Regions from separate parts of the Homo sapiens genome. Here region 2 is linked to region 1. Evidence: chromatin loops called from intact Hi-C (ENCODE). Cell type or tissue: Caco-2. All regions are shown on one strand.

Evidence for each region. Peaks named below come from ENCODE experiments on the same cell type or tissue, not always from the same donor. Only the 100,000 strongest peaks of a DNase experiment are listed, where the experiment ranks them.
Region 2: a loop joins it to region 1, with 14 times the contacts of the local background. A loop is called at or near these places in 5 of 110 quality-filtered maps.

Annotation. Positions count from the first base shown.
Region 1 is chr1:220,772,100-220,780,099 of GRCh38, forward strand. MTARC2 (mitochondrial amidoxime reducing component 2) reads left to right here. Exons shown (of 8, transcript NM_017898.5): 5 at 7,919-7,980. Among named protein-coding and RNA genes, the nearest start is that of MTARC1, 11 kb to the right of the region's middle. RefSeq lists a silencer at 3,260-3,414. In Caco-2, CTCF peaks have their summits at 3,355 (motif pointing right) and 4,789 (motif pointing left); a DNase peak (open chromatin) is centred at 4,792.
Region 2 is chr1:220,540,445-220,548,444 of GRCh38, forward strand. The region is part of intron 1 of MARK1 (microtubule affinity regulating kinase 1); the gene reads left to right. Among named protein-coding and RNA genes, the nearest start is that of MARK1, 16 kb to the left of the region's middle. In Caco-2, no CTCF peak of the experiment used is centred here; a DNase peak (open chromatin) is centred at 4,803.

The DNA.
Region 1 (8,000 bases):
TCCATGTTAGTCCATCCTGTGACTCTGCAATAACTTGTTTAGCCATTCCCTTATGATTGAGCATTTAGGTTGTTTTCCATTTTCTCTCACATAAATAATGAGCAGCTTTGTAAAATGGTGGGTATCTACATTTCCAAAAGTATTCTTAGGAAATGCTAATGCAGCATTTTAAAGGCTCTCTGTATATATTGCCAAATTGCTTTCCAGAAACCTTATACCAATTTATATTCCCTCAAGGTGAGCATAAGCGTGCCCTTTTCATTGTGCTCTTCCTGGCATTGCTATAATTTTTACTAATTTAGTAAGTGAAAAGTAATGTCCTATGTAAGTTGGTAATTCTTAGTGTATGGCATCCTGTCTTAGTCCCCAAATTCTAAAATATTCATATTTGCAGCAAATGTTTGAGGGTTTCCTAGTGCTAGTCTCTGAGATAGATGCTAAGATTACAGAGATGACCTCACTGTGTCTGCCTGCAAGGGTCTCAGGGCCAAGTGGGATCAAGGCTACAGTAGGTAGAGGGCTGCAGCTGAAGTCAGGACATCAGACTTGAAGGATCCCAGTGAGAAAGAGGCACTCTGGGCAGGGTGTGTGTGTGTGTGTTTGTGTGTGTGTGTGTGTGTTTGGGGGCAGTGGATGCTGAAGACTTGCTTGATATGAACTGGATCCAATTGCGGGAACCATGGCATGGTCTTTCTTTATAAGAAGAGTGATTAGATTTTGAAATATGACATTAAGGAATATTCATTAGCTTGTATGTCTTAAGAATAGAAAAAATAACTTTCGGTTTGAGATCATTTAACTCTGGTATAATGGGAAATATATATTTGGGCTTCGTCTCTGGTTCCTGGCACAAGCTCCTAAGCCCTTGGAATTTCCCGAGTGACGGGGTAAGAGGAGTTTCTTTTGTCATTCATAGCAAGCCCCTTTCAATCATACCTGACTTTATGCTAGTGAGATGACTCTTGGGGAAAGAGGGGTGTCCCTAGACAGCTTTGGTATGTGAGCTGGTTCTTAGAAAGACTAAGCCATGATTAGAGGGTTGGGACTTTCAGCCCCACCCAGCCCTGATCTCAGGGGAAGGGAGAGGGGCTGGAGGTTGAGTTCAGTCACCAATGGCCAATGATTTTATCAATCATTTACATGAAATGAAACCTCCAAAAAACCCCTGAAAGATGGGGTTTGGAGAGCTTCTGAGTTGGAGAACACATTGAAGTTCTGGGAGGGTGGTGCACCCGGAGAGGGCATGAAAACTCGGAGAGCCTCCATCCCCATCCCTTGCCCTAGACAGCATTTCCATTGGGCTGTTCCTGACTTGCGTCCTTTATAATAAGTCAGGAACAACAGTAAAGCCTTTTTTGAGTTCTGGGAGTCATTCTAGAAACTTGTCAAACCTTAGGAGGGGATTGTGGGTACCCTCAATTTATAGCCAGTTGGTGAGAAGCATGGGTGGCCTGGACTTGGCTGGCATCTGGGATGGGGGGCAGTCTTGTAGGACTGAGCCCTTACCTAAGGGATCTCTACTTGCTTCTAGTAGTGAGTGTCAGAATTGAGTTGAATTGTTGGACACCCAATTGGTGTCAGAGAATTGCAGAAATGGTGTTGGAAAAGACATCATGTATTTGATGTCACAGAGAATCTAATGAACTATCTAGACAAAAATTATTTTTAAGATGTGCTGTTGGGATTATACCTCTTATAAAAAATAAAGCAAAAAAGGCAAAAGAAAAAAATTAAGATTTATTATGAAAAACAAATAATGTTTAAATCTTGGTGAGGAGCCTTCCAGATTTATTGCTATAAATGTATACACATAGCTATGTATACAGATTTTTTATGTACATGGAATCATCCTCTATTATATATAAACACACACACACACACACACACACATATAAAATGTGCCTTGTGTTTTTTTCACTCAGCAACACCTTGAAAAGTGTTCAGTGTTAATAGATATAGACTCACATCCTCGTTTTTTTTTTTTCAGACAGGGTCTCACCCTGTCGCCCATGCTGGAGTGCGGTGACGTGATCTCGGCTCACTGCAACCTCTGCCTCCCGGGCTGAAGCCATCCTCCTGCCTCAAGTCTCCTGAGTAGTTAGGACCACAGGCACACACCACCACACCTGGCTAATTTTTGTAATTTTGGGAGACACGAGGTTATATCATGTTGTCTAGACTGGGAGCACCCTTTTTTAATACCCGAATAATGATTATTGCACATATGTCCCATGTATATTTAGCCAGTCTCCAGGAGGTGACTTGGAGCTTTCTATAATCATGTAGAGTCATTGATATCAAGTCAGAAAAATTGCTATGGATTTAGAAACAGAATAGTCTTATTTACATATTCCCTCGACTTATCACAAAATAGTTTAAAGTTGTTTCTAACAATTGTGCGTACAACACAATATTATAAACACATGAGTAGAAAACCAGGAGCAGTGAAAGTGAGGCGCCAGTCCTGCGACAGAGATTAAGCAGATGAAGGGGCTGGGATGGTGGTGGCAGGAGGCTCAAGGAACAGAATCCCAAAGGCTTGGTGGCCTGGATCTAATTTGAACTGCTGCTCTGATCTGTGGTCTTACAAGTGATGTCTTTCATAGCCCATTGCCACGGCAGGCCATGCAGGCTCTTTCCACCTCACTCTCAGCGGTCTTATACTTCTGTGGTCAGCTGGTATTTAAGAACTCACCTTGGCCTCCATTCTCACCTGACTGTGCACTCTCTCTGGCTATACATAGAGAGATGGACTATATAGGTAGAGATATATATTCTTCACATCTGTATCTACTTCCTCTGTCTGTGTGGATATAGCCATGCAATTGTGTGTCTATATAGACCCGTGTGTGTGCGTGTGTGTGTGTGTGTGTACACACATTCGTATGCATCTACGGAGAGAGAGACAGGAAAAAAGGGAGGGAGACTCTCCATTAGTAGTCAACTTTTAAGTTTCATACATCCAATTTTTTTGCTTGGCAAATGCCTACATGGATCTATGAAGGTTTCAAACAGACAAACACCCTCAGTTGTGTGTTCCACAACACCCACCCGCCCCACCCTTATTTCACTTCTCTCTCTGGGTGCTGCTTGTGATGGAAAACCCTCTAGTCCTAATTTAGTATTTACAAGATGTGCACACGTTCATTCATAGCAAATCCTCAGGATTATTTCCTCAGAGCTGAACCCTTATGTATAGTACTCCCCTTTCTCCTTGCCTTTTCCTCTTCCTTACCTTGCTTCTTTCATCTTGAAAACTCCATAGTTTTATCCCATCACTCTAAGTAAATGTCATTGGGGCCTGGATTTCGGCAGACTGCGGAAAGGTTGATTACCAGCAGGGGGCGCACTAAGCGTCTCGAGCTGATTTTGTGTTTAGGGAAGACCCCGGAATCTTTTTCTCTACCTATTTACTTATTTATTTTTATCTTTCCAACTTTTATTTTAGGTGCAGGGGTACAGGTGCAGGTTTTTTATATAGGTAAATTGTGTGTTGCTGAGGGTTTGGTGTACAGATTATTTTGTCAGGCAGGTAATAAGCATAGTACCCTATAGTGTTTCAATTCTCACCCTCTTCCTACTCTCCACCCTCAAGTAGGCTCCCGTGTCTGTTGTTCCTTTCTTTGTATCCATGTGTATTCAACATTTAGCCTCTACTTATACATTAGAACATGTTGTATTTGGTTTTCTGTTCCTGCAGTAATTCTTTCAGAATAATGGCCTCCAGCTCTATCTATGTTGCTGCAAAGGACATAATCTGTGTTTTTTTATGGCTGCATAGTATTCCATGGTGTATGTATACCACATTTTCTTTATCCAGTCCACTGTTGATAGGCATCTAGGTTGATTCCATGTCTTTGCTGTTGTGAACAGTGCTGTGATGAATATACGCGTGCATGTGTCTTTGTGGTAGAATGATTTATATTCCTTTGGGTATATACCCAGTAATGGGATTGCTAGGTTGAATGATGGTTCTATTTTAAGTTCTTTGAGAAATCTACAGATCGCTTTCCATGGTGGTTGAACCAATTTACATTCCTACCAACAGTATATAAACATTCCCTTTTCTCCACAGCCTCGCCACCTGTTATTTTTTGACTTTTTAGTGATAGCCATTCTGATTGGTGTGAGATGGTAGTTCATTGTGGTTTCGATTTGCATTTCCCTAGTGATCAGTGATATTGAGGATTTTTTCATGTGCTTGTTGGTCGCGTGTATGTCTTCCTTTGAGAAGACACTGGAACTTGCTGAATAGCGTATTTCACTCTTTGTATGTCTAGTAGAATGTAATGGAAATTTTAATTTCATGCATTATTAAATTTATTTTAATAGTATATAATTTATTATTTTAAATAACTGAATTAATAATTGCATTTAAACTTAATTAGCATAGTATTTTTTTTACTGCAAATAATGCTTTACACCAAAATGCTGACAATGATCAGATTAGGTTGAGAATATATATGATTATAGGTGGTGATTAATATTTTAGGAAGTAACTAGAGCCGGCATTTGGGGGTGTTGCGGACGATTCTTACGAATCCAGACAATTTGCTCTTTTAAACGCGGCCTTGCGGTTGTCTAACAGTGAGAATAGATGACTAACTGAATTTGTCAGACTCCCTGCCTTCTGTCATAATAACGACGCAGAATTGCCACCGTTATGTGTCTTGGAAATCTTAAATTCTTTAGCTCTCACACACAAAAAATTGAACGGAAGATACTTGGAGAGCCAGGGTCCATTCAGCACAGCGCGGCTGGGTCGGCTTCCATTCCTGGGTCCGCAGCGCCCTCGTGTGGTAGGTGCCCAGCCTTCCTGGCTGCATCTCAGGCCAGGGTACCCATTGATCCTTACTTCCCAGTACAGTAGCTGCCTTCCTGGGTCACACCCCATCGGAGGTCACGATCTACCAGGAGGTTAGCCACCCGCTGTGGTTGTCTTGTAGTTCTTCGCAATAAGTTACTGGCTAGGAGTGCTTGTAATAAGTCCTGAGTAGGACATGGCGATTCCATTCCTTACACATGTTGTGTACACGCAGTTATCCTCAACTGGTTGGTTGGACCGTGGCGTTTATTTCCACAAAGCAGCAGTTTCCTAAAGGATGGTTTAGAACCCAGTGCATCCATGGAGACCTCCTTACTTTAGTCTCTAGCTGTGGTCATGCCCTGTAGGAGATTTCTGAGTTTTGAAGACCCGGTTAGGTACTGGAGAATCATTTGCATTTGCTGAAGCACCACTATAGGCCCGGGAGGGGGTTGGAGGGGCTGGCTTGCCACTGAAGGAGGACCAGACATGGCCTGGTCATCAGCGGCAGAGGGAGAAAAGTTATGGGGCTAGTCCCTACCCCCTGCCCTGCTCTGCCTCCTGCAGAGACTTCAGACCTCTTATGCCTCCTGCCCAAGCGAAGCAGCCAGGGGAGTAGGAATAGGTTTCTTTAGTTCCTAAGTCAAGACGATTGTTTCTCCGAATTCCTTAGACTCACAGTCTATGTTGTTGATTTATGGAGGCAGTAGTGAGGCCCCGTACCCCAATGCCTCCTACCTTGAGACCTGGACAGAGGATTGCCCTGTGAAATTCAAACCTTAAATCAGTAGGTAGCAGCAGAGACAGGCATGGTGCCTTAAAGATAAAGAATACAGATGGCCTCCCTATTCACGGAGGGGCCTGCAACCTTTATATAGCTCTACATACATCCCCTCCCGTGTGCAGATGCTTCTTGACTTACCATGGGGTTACCTCCCAATAAATGCATCATAAAGTCAAAAAGTTGTAATCTGTCTGGATATATGTATTGGTCTGTTCTCACATTGCAATAAAGAAATACCTGAGACTGGATAATTTATAAAGAAAAGAGGTTTAGGCTGGGTGCGGTGGCTTACACCCTGAAATCCCAGCAGTTTGGGAGGCTGAGTTGAGCGGATCACCTGAGGTTAGGAGTTCAAGACCAGCCTGGCCAACATGGCGAAACCCCATCAGTACTAAAAATACAAAAATTAACCGGGCATGGTGGCACTGCCTGTCATCTCAGCTACTCAGGAGGCTGAGGCATGAGAATTGCTTGAATCTGGGAGGCGGAGATTGCGGCTGCAGTGAGCCGAGATTGCGCCACTGCATTCTAGCTTGGGCAACAGAGTGAGACTCTGTCTCAAAAAAAAAAAAAAAAAAAAAGAAAGAAAGAAAGAAAAGCGGTTCATGGTTCTGCAGTCTGTACAGGATGCATAGCGGCTTCTGCTTCTGGGGAGGCCTCCCGAAGCTTCCAATCATGGTGGAAGGCAAAGGGGGTCCAGCTTCCTACATGGCAGAAGCGGAAGCAAGAGAGCGAAGGGGAAGTGCCAGACACTTTTAAGCAACCGGATCTCGCAAGAACTCACCCACTATCATGAGAACAGCACCAAGGTGGTGGTGCTAAACCATTCATGAAAGATCCACCCCCATGATTGAATTCTGTCCCGCCAGGTCCCACCTCCAACAGTAGGGATGACAATCCGATATGAGATTTGGTGGGGACACAGATCCAAACCATATCATGTTATACGTGTATATGTAATATTGAAGGAGTTAAGATCACATGAACCCAAAATATGCCGCTCCAGCATGTTGACTTTTTTGAGTTAAGAACACTTGAAAAACAGAGGTGCAAGAAGATCACTCTGCCCTTCCGTTTCTTAAAAGCAGGAGATGAAATTCCTGTGTAAAAGATGTCTCCCAATACCAGAAGGAAAGTGTCATGCTTATCATCAAGGACAAAAAGTTGAGGCTGAGGGAAATCTGTACAAACCCTGTCAAGCCAATCCTCATCTTCCCTGTCCCTCTCTACCTAGTTAAGTACCCTAGTCCTGCCACATCTTTGCCCAATTCTGCATATAATGTAAGTGTTCAACTCTAATTGCATCTTCATTTTGTCATGAAGGTTCCAGTGCCACGTAAAAGTTATATTAAATAAATATGTATGCATTTCTCCTGTTGATCTATCTTACGTCAATTTAATTACTAGGCCCAGCCAAAAAACCCTAAGAGGGTAGAGGTGATTTTTGCCTCCCTACAATATAATCCATATAACCACCTTATATATGTATATGTATGTGTGTGTGTATAAAAACAAATCATATTATATATATAATACAATCTCTATATTCCTCATATATGTTTCTGTATATGTGTGTGTGCACATATAAACATATATATGGTTAAAAGCTGGGTAGTTCAAAGTCCTACCTTCAGAATCAGTAAGATTTCAAACCCAGCTGCTTTACATCCTCCAGTGTGACCTTGAGACAATTTTGTATCTCTCTAGTCCTCCATTTCTTTGGGTAAAATGGGGCTCATGATAGCGCCTCCCTCAAAGTTGTGAGGATTGAGTTAATCCCTGAGGCAAGTGTTAGTGGTTCCCACGTTCAAGGGTGGGAAGGCAAGGCACAGTCAGTGGCAGTGGGATCAGGACCCCATTAGCAGGCTGCCTGTCTGTGAAGGTGGCAGCAATGAATGTGTGAATCATGACTGCCTTCTCTTGGGTGATGTCCCCACTCTTCAAAGAACCTTCAGATTGTAACTTGGGTTCCACTGCAGCTTAGCTACAAGGGAAGTGTGGGTTTGTCTTGCAAGTTACACATTTCTCATTGTATATCTACACATTGACTTTCCTGTTAATTTATGACTCTCATGGCAAACTGCACTCTATAGAAGATCTGTCATCCCTGCGATGATGGAATCAGGGTTTTGAGACTGGGAGTCAAGAGGTGGACCTGAACTTGCCAGCATTCTGCCTCCCTTTGAGTCCTCTGGGAGATATTTCTTGGTGTCACCTTGTGCTGCTTTCTTCTGCTATAATAGTTTCATACTTAATATGAGCCAAAGAATAAACAGACTCAAAGGCTAATGAAGCCACCATTTAAAAGATAACTTTCTCTTTTCTCTTAGGATACCTGGGATGAACTCCTAATTGGTAGTGTAGAAGTGAAAAAGGTAATGGCATGCCCCAGGTAAGGAGCCTAGCTAGACC
Region 2 (8,000 bases), 230 kb before region 1:
TGCTGATCAAAATGCTAACCTCTTCTGGAAAAACTCTCTTGGATATACCCCAAAATAATATTTTGCCAGCTATCTGAGCATTCCTCAGCCCAGTCAAATTGACATATAAAATTAACTATCACGGTAAGTTATATGTTTCTAGGAATTTATACATTTCTTCTATGTTATCTGATTTGTTGGAATATGATTATTCATGGTAGTATCTTATATCGTTTTTATTTCTGTGGCATCAGTTGTATTATTTCCTCTTTCATTTCTGATTTTATTTGAGTCCTATCTTTTTTTCTTAGTCAAAGGTTTGTCAAATTTGTTGATCTTTTCAAAAAACCAAGTCTTTTGTTGATTTTTTTCTGTTGTTTTTGTATTCACTAATTTGTTATTTCTGCTCTAATCTTTTTTATTTCCTTTCTTCTGCTAAATTTTGACTTAGTTTGCTCTTCTTTCTCTAGTCCTTGGGGTGTTGAGTTAGATTATTTATTTGAAGTCTCTCTCTTTTTTTTTTTGTTTGAGATAGAGTCTTGCTCTGTCATCCAGGCTGGAGAGCTGTGGTGCAATCTCAGCTCACTGCAGCCTCTGCTTCCTCGGTTCAAGTGATTCTCTGCCTCAGCCTCCTGAGTAGCTGGAATTACAGGTGCCTGCCACCATACCTGGCTAATTTTTGTATTTTTAGAAGAGACGGGGTTTCACCATGTTGGCCAGGCTGGTCTAAAACTCCCAACCTCAAGTGATCTGCCCACCTTGGCCTCCCAAAGTGCTGGGATGACAGGCAAGAGCCACCACACCCAGCCTCTTATTCTTTAACGTAGGTGTTTTTTTAATGAAATCACGATAAACTTCCCTCTTAGTACTGCTTTTGCTGCATCCCATAAGTTTTGCTGTTGTATTTTTGTTATCTGTCCTGGAGAATGTTCTGTGTGTGCTTGAGAAGAATTTATATTGTGCTGCTATTGGGTGGAATGCTCTGTATGTCTACGTGTCCGTTAGGTCAATTTGTTCTATAGTGTTCTTCAGGTCCTCTGTTTCCTTGTTGATCTTCTGTCTAGTTATTCTATCATTATCGAATGTAGGGTATTGAAATCTTTTATTGTTGTGTCGCCGTCTATTCCTGCCTTCAGTTCTGTCATGTTTGCTTCTGTTCTGATGTTGGGTACATATGTATTTATAATTGTTATAGCTTCCTCATGAATTGATGCTTTTATCACTACGTAATATTCTTCTTTGTCTGTTGTGACAGTTTTTGACATAAGGTCTGTTTTATCTGATGTAAGTTTGGCTACCTCTGCTCTCTTTTGGTTATTTCATCCTTTAATTTTTAGCCTGTGGGTGTCCTTAAATCTAAAGTGAATCTCTTGTACACAACATATAGTTGGATGTTATATTTTTAATCCATTCAACAATTCTGTCTTTTGATTACAGTGTTTAATCCATCTTCATTTGGTGCAATTAGTGATAGGGAAGGACTTACTATTGCCATTTTGTTAACTATTTTCCGTCTTGTAGGTTTTTGTCCCTCTTATCCTCTCTTGCTGTATTCCTATGTGTTTCATTGATTTTTTTGTAGTGACCTCTAGTGTAAGCTGGGTTCTATCAGCATCTAAAACCAGTCCCTCTGGCAGTCCCCTAAAAATCAGAGCATTGGATCCGTGCTCCACTCTTTTTCCCCATCTGTTGAATTTTTAATTTCATTTATCATATTTTTAATTTCTAAGTTTTAAGATTTTTCTCTTAAGCTTGTCTGCCTTTTTAAGTAGATTCTTGGACTTTGCTTATTTTATGATTTCATCTTCATTTCCTTGAACATTTAATATATAGTAATTTGCATCCTTGCAATTTAATATATAGTAATTTGTTTCTGGTAATTCCATTATCTGAAGTCCCTAGGAGGTTAGATTTATTGTTGATATCTGCTAATTCTCATTCACTATGGTTGTTTCTTATTGAATTGCTGGTATTTGATGGTGTCATTCACTATGGTTGTTTCTTATTGAATGTGCTGGTATTTGATGGTGAACTCCTCTTTGCCTGATTGTTATTTGTGTGAAACTTGGGGGCCTAAATTGAGGATGCTTCCTTCAGAAAGGGATTGGGTTGCTTCTGCTGGGAACCCCTACTGACGTGGGGCACTTTAGTCTCCTGTAGGGATTCCTGGGAGTTGTAGGTTCAGCTCTCTCACCCTGTAGTGAGTCCAAGACTTAGTATTTGACTCCAGGGTAACTAAGGCTTTTGTGGTTAACTTTTAGCTGTTGTTTGTTGATTTGTTTTTTTATGTTTGTTTACTTGTTTTTGTTTTGCCCTTGGAGGTCTCTCTTACTCTCTTATAGTTCAGTAATTCATTTAAAAAATAGATACTATTTTGGAGTACCCCTTATGATATCATGCCTACTGCACTGTAGAAATTCTGGAATAAGTTTTTTGTAAATGGGTCTTCAGAAATTTACATACTTATGGGATTTCCATACTTATGTTCCATACTTATGTAAATTTCCATACTTATGTTCCTAAACCATGTATCATTTCTGAAATTCTCGTATCTGTATACTTTAAAATGTGCATAATTTTCTGTTTATAAATCTTTCATTTGAAAATTTACTAGATTTTTGAAATCATTTGTTACAATTGTTAGAATGATTAATTTTCAAGAATGGCTCAGGCAAAGTGGAAATCTAACAGAACTTTTGCATAATTGATGAATAGATCGAACTATGAGCATCATAATTAAATAAATGCAAGCAGTTGTCCACTGCTTCCATTTATGTGAGATGCTCTCATTAGCCATGACAGTCATTGAAATTAAGTAGCAACATAAACTGGACTTATAATCAGTCTTTCAGTTCTTTATCACAAATTGTTAAGCCAACATTTACAAAACTCAAGAAACATTCATTTGTATTGTATAACATTAATAATATTTTGCTAATCACTGAAAAGTTTGTACCATTAGAATTCAATATATTTCCAAAAATTTTTATACTATACTTTTTAATATGCATAATCTATTTATAAAGTAATTCATATGTAATTTATTAGCATTTCTATGGGAATGCATACTTACACATTTTGAAGCTAAAAATACCTTGGACTGTAGTTTAGAGGCCATTCTATGCCACAGAGTTTAGCGTTGTTCTCTAATTCTTCTGCGTATAAACTTCTGCTTTCTAGCTAAATTGAAAATATTTTGAGGCCATGGACCACTTTCAACATTATTTCTGTATATCCTTTATTACCTAGCATAGTGTTTGGCATATTTTTTGGTACTCAACAATTTAATAAACCAAGGTCTATTTTATTTATTTATTCTCAAATACAGTGAGTTTATGAACTACCTGAGGAGATTGTTTCAAATTTGCATTTCTTAACTCCTGCTCCCTCCCAATCTTTGTTCTTGCTCAGTTTTTCTAGGGTGGGGTCTAGGAATTTCTCCAAACCCTTAGGGAATTCTTACACAGATAGGTTTTGGAAAACACTGATTTATGTGATGATGATGATTACATTGTAATTAACCTCATATTATGATGAAAATGAAAAGACAATTATAGTTGATGGCTATATTTTAGAAAGTAGGATGGAAAAAATGATAAGTCAATCCTTTTGTAGGTGATGACAACAGTAGAAAATATCAGGGAATTTTCTGTAAGTAGTAAGGTACATGCATGTGGTTGTTATAGGTGTGAGATAGAAGAAAGGGTTTAAAGAGGAATTTCATGTTCTTCCCTTCCCTTTCCTCAAATTTATGTGGTTAACAATAAAGTGGGAAGGGAGATGGCAACCGAAAAAGGAGTTTACCATATGGTGCCTGCTGTGGTGTGAATGTGCCTCCCAAAAGTTTGTGTGTTGGAAACTTAATACCCAATGCAACAGTGGTGGGAGATGGGGCCTAATAAGAGATGATTGGGTCATAAGGTCAGAGCCCTCACGAATGGCTTAATGTTTTCTCAGTAGCAGGTTAGTTATCTCGATAGTGGGTTGTTATAAAGCAAGCCCTGCCCATAGTGCTTTTCTCTTTTGCACACTTGCTTACCCTTCTGCCCTTCTGCCTTTCCACCATGGGATGACGCAGGCTGAAGGCCGTCACGAGATGCCAGCCCCTTGATATTGGACTTCCCAGCCTACAGAATCATGAGCTAAATAAATTTTTGTTCATTATAAATTACTCAGTCTGCCGTATTCTGTTATAGCAACGGAAAAGAGATTAAGACAGTGCCTTTAGTTTTAGGCTGAATCTTTCTCCTGAGAAAGTGTTATTTAATACTGTTTTGACCACTGTATCAGGTTAGTCCAGGTGGTAAACAAATTAGAAGCTGAGCCACAGTACCAAATTATAGTTAACTACCTGTAAAGTATATGGTGACAGGTTTAACAAGACTACCTTTCCTTTTGGGATCAGCAATGCTGCTTTCACAATTTGAAAAGAGGGTTTGCTTTTATTTCCTTTTCTATTCGCTTCATCACAATTGAAGATGATAAGGATACAAAGACAAATGAAACCTGTTCCCTGCTCTGGAGTGACTCAGAGCCTGAAGTGGGAGACAGACATAGAGACAAACAAGTATAGTAGAAAGTTGCAGTTCCTTGTCATCCAGCTGATTAGAACACAGAGTAAAGAAGGAAGGAGAGGCGGGCCAGGTGCTCAAGAAAGCCTTTGAAATGAGGCTTGAAAGATAAGTACTCCTTCACCAAGTGGCTCTGTGGAAAGTTGAGTTGGTGGGAAGACGAGGGCATTCGGGGTGGAAGGTGCATTTGCACAAAGTCCCTGAGTGTGAAGTGGAGAAGAGGAGAACATCACCCTGAAGAGGGCAGCATTTAGTGAGAGGGCCTGGCTTGAGATTAGGCAGGGCCTTACATGCCATAGCAAGAACCAGTCCTGGAGGCCGCAGAAGCTCTTGGAGGATTTAGATGGAGGGTCAACTTGATGAGATCTGTATTAAATATTTTCTGTGTGCCTGCATGCTTTAGAAACACTCTAGTTTTTAAATTCAGTGGGCTGCTTTCTCATGGTTTTTTTTTTTTTTTTTTTTTTTGAGATAGGTTCTTGCTCAGGCTAGAGTGCAGTAGCGTGATCACAGCTCACTGCAGTCTTGGCCTTCCGGGTTCAATCAATCCATCCGCCTCAGCCTCCTGAGTAGCTGGGACTATAGGTGCTCACTGCCATGCCTGGCTAATTTTTGTATTTTTTCGTAGAAATGGGAGTTTCGACATGTTGCCCAGGCTGGTTTCGAACTCTTGGGCTCAAGCGAGCCACCCTATCTCTGTCTCCCAAATTGCTGAAATTACAGGCATGAGCCACCACACCCAGCCTGAAAGCGCTTTTAATACAGTATTTATATACACTTTATCTGGCATATGAGAGAAAGGTTTGGTAAAGGGGAGACGCCAGTGCTAGTGACAAAGACTCTTGACAAACTTTAATTAGGCTGCTCAGAGTCCTGTTCTCTACTAGGCCTTGACCTTGGCCCTCTATTTCCTTCCTTCCCTTACTGGGCCTGCACAACTCCGAATTAGCAAAGAATCTTGCTAAGTCAGTTTGGTGAGATATCACCCTTGATATCTGACCACCCCTGAGAGCTGATTGAGTTCTTCACCCCCCATCTTTGATGTCTGAGTCCTTGGCCTGTCATTTGCAAGAACCACCTTACCCTTGATGTCTTCTTTAGTACTTTTCCATCTATTGACCCTCTCACTCTGCTCCTTGCCTGTAAATCCCTAGCCATCTTTGCAATATTCAGAGTTGAGCCTGTCTCTCTTCCCTATGGTAATACCCCTATTACAATAGTCTTGAGTAAAGTTTTCCTTATAGTTTTAACAAACATCAGAATAATTTTTTATTTAACACCAGTTAAGAAAAGATTCACATTTCATAATGAAACCCCACACATTTTTCACTGTGGTGGTATGTATTGCGAGTATGGTTACAGATGTCCATGGTAACCATAAAACAATCACTTAGTATACTAGAAAGTAGAGTTTCTCTAGATTTAGGGCAGAAGAATAGGATGATAAAAAGGGGCAAGGAGAAGGATTTAGCAAATACTAGGATTGGTATATCGTTGTCCTTTAATGGTGATTGGTCTTTGTGATTTTAATCAGTGATGAATATAGTTGAACTAAAGGGAAAGATTATTTAGCTACTGCTCTGTTCTGGGTTAGATTTATCTTTCTATTACCACCTCTTCAGTTTCTTAAGGAGGGATATTATTGCTTTGTAAAGATAGTGTCCAGCCTGCTTTTAGAAATGAAAAGCAACTAATTGGCTGGGTGCAGTGGCTCACGCCTGTAATCCTGGCACTTTGGGAGGCTGAGGCAGGTGGATCGCCTGAGTTCAGGAGTTCCAGACCAGCCTGGGCAACAACGGTGAAACCCTGTCTCTACCAATACAAAAAATTAGCTGGGCATGGCGGCGTGCGCCTGTAGTCCCAGCTACTCGGGAGGCTGAGGCAGGAGAATCGCTTGAACCCTGGAGGTGGAGGCTGCAGTGAGCCAAGATCGCACCAGTGCACTCCAGCCTGGGCAACAGAGTGAGACTCCGTCTCCAAAAAAAAAAAAAAAGAAAAAAGAAAAGAAAAGAAAAGCAACTATAGGAATAGAAAGCAAAAAGCTATGGATAAGCTAGTTTATCTTGGATCAAATCACTAACCTTTCTTTCTTATGGCTCTTACTGGTACATCTCATTTTGGTACCTACTTACCTGTAAACTGTCTTGGGTACTTTTTTCTGCAGAAATTATTTATTAACTGAATAGCACTACTAAATCATGCCATTGATCCTTCTGGCCACTCTAGATTCTTTCTGTATTGCCTAAATACCAAGAACTAAAAGGAAATAAAGTATTTACTAGTAGCCACTGTTTAAACCAGTGGAATTGGCTTACTAGTGAATTGTTAACTACCAGTGCCCAAATAACATCCTACGGAAGAAAGTCTTGAATAGAAAAGGTTGGAACCAGGTTGGTTGATCACTTCCACCTTTCCCTTCTACCTTCCTCTCCAGGAGGGGAGAAAAACAAGGAGAGGTAAGAGTATGGTCACTGAGGAGACTCTACTCCCCTTTTTGCCAGAATTGAGTATTTATCAGTTGCTAATTCTGCTTTGTATGTACTTTGTGACAGTAGTGTCAAACTGTACTGTGATTTTCTTTTTTTTTTGAGGTGGAGTCTCACTCTGCCACCCAGGCTGGAGTGCAGTGGTGCGATCTCAGCTCACTGCAAGCTCCACCTCCTGGGTTCACACCATTCTCCTGCCTCAGCCCCCCAAGTAGCTGGGACTACAGGTGCCCGCCACCACACCCGGCTACATTTTTTTGTATTTTTAGTAGAGACAGTGTTTCACCGTGTTGGCCAGGATGGTCTGGATCTCCTGACCTCGTGATCTGCCTGCCTCAGCCTCCCAAAGTGCTGGGATTACAGGCGCGAGCCACCGCGCACAACCTCTGTACTGTGATTTTCTTAAGCCTGTCACACACATAATGCTGCAAACTCCTTGAGACCAAGAACACTATTACTGACTCCTGTATCAAGCAAACAGTGATACCTGCACTTTGCAGAATTGCTTACCTTGCTGGATTAAAAACAGCAAGAGTATGTCAACAAAATACATTCCTCTTCCTACAATACTTTAGCACAGTGCTGTGCACATAGCAGCAACTCATTGGATGTTTAGTAAATGTATACAGTTAAGATTCATTCATTCCCTGGAAATAGTGGAGTACTTTAAGAATATGAGGTGATGCTATGTAGATACAGTATTTGCTGGTTAAATTCTGGTCATTTTTTGGTGAACATCTGAAGTATATCGGAGAGAGGTTCCTCTATGTTCATGATCAAAAGTTAAAGTTATCATAAAATTTCAATGTACTTCAAAAAATTAATTTAAGTTGATATGATTATTAGCTTATATTAGGAAATAATTACTGGATTTTGTTAGATTTACTAAATATAACTGAAATGAAGGTTGTAGAATAAGCTCTGACTACTATAGTATTAAATTAAATCAAATGTAATGATTTAG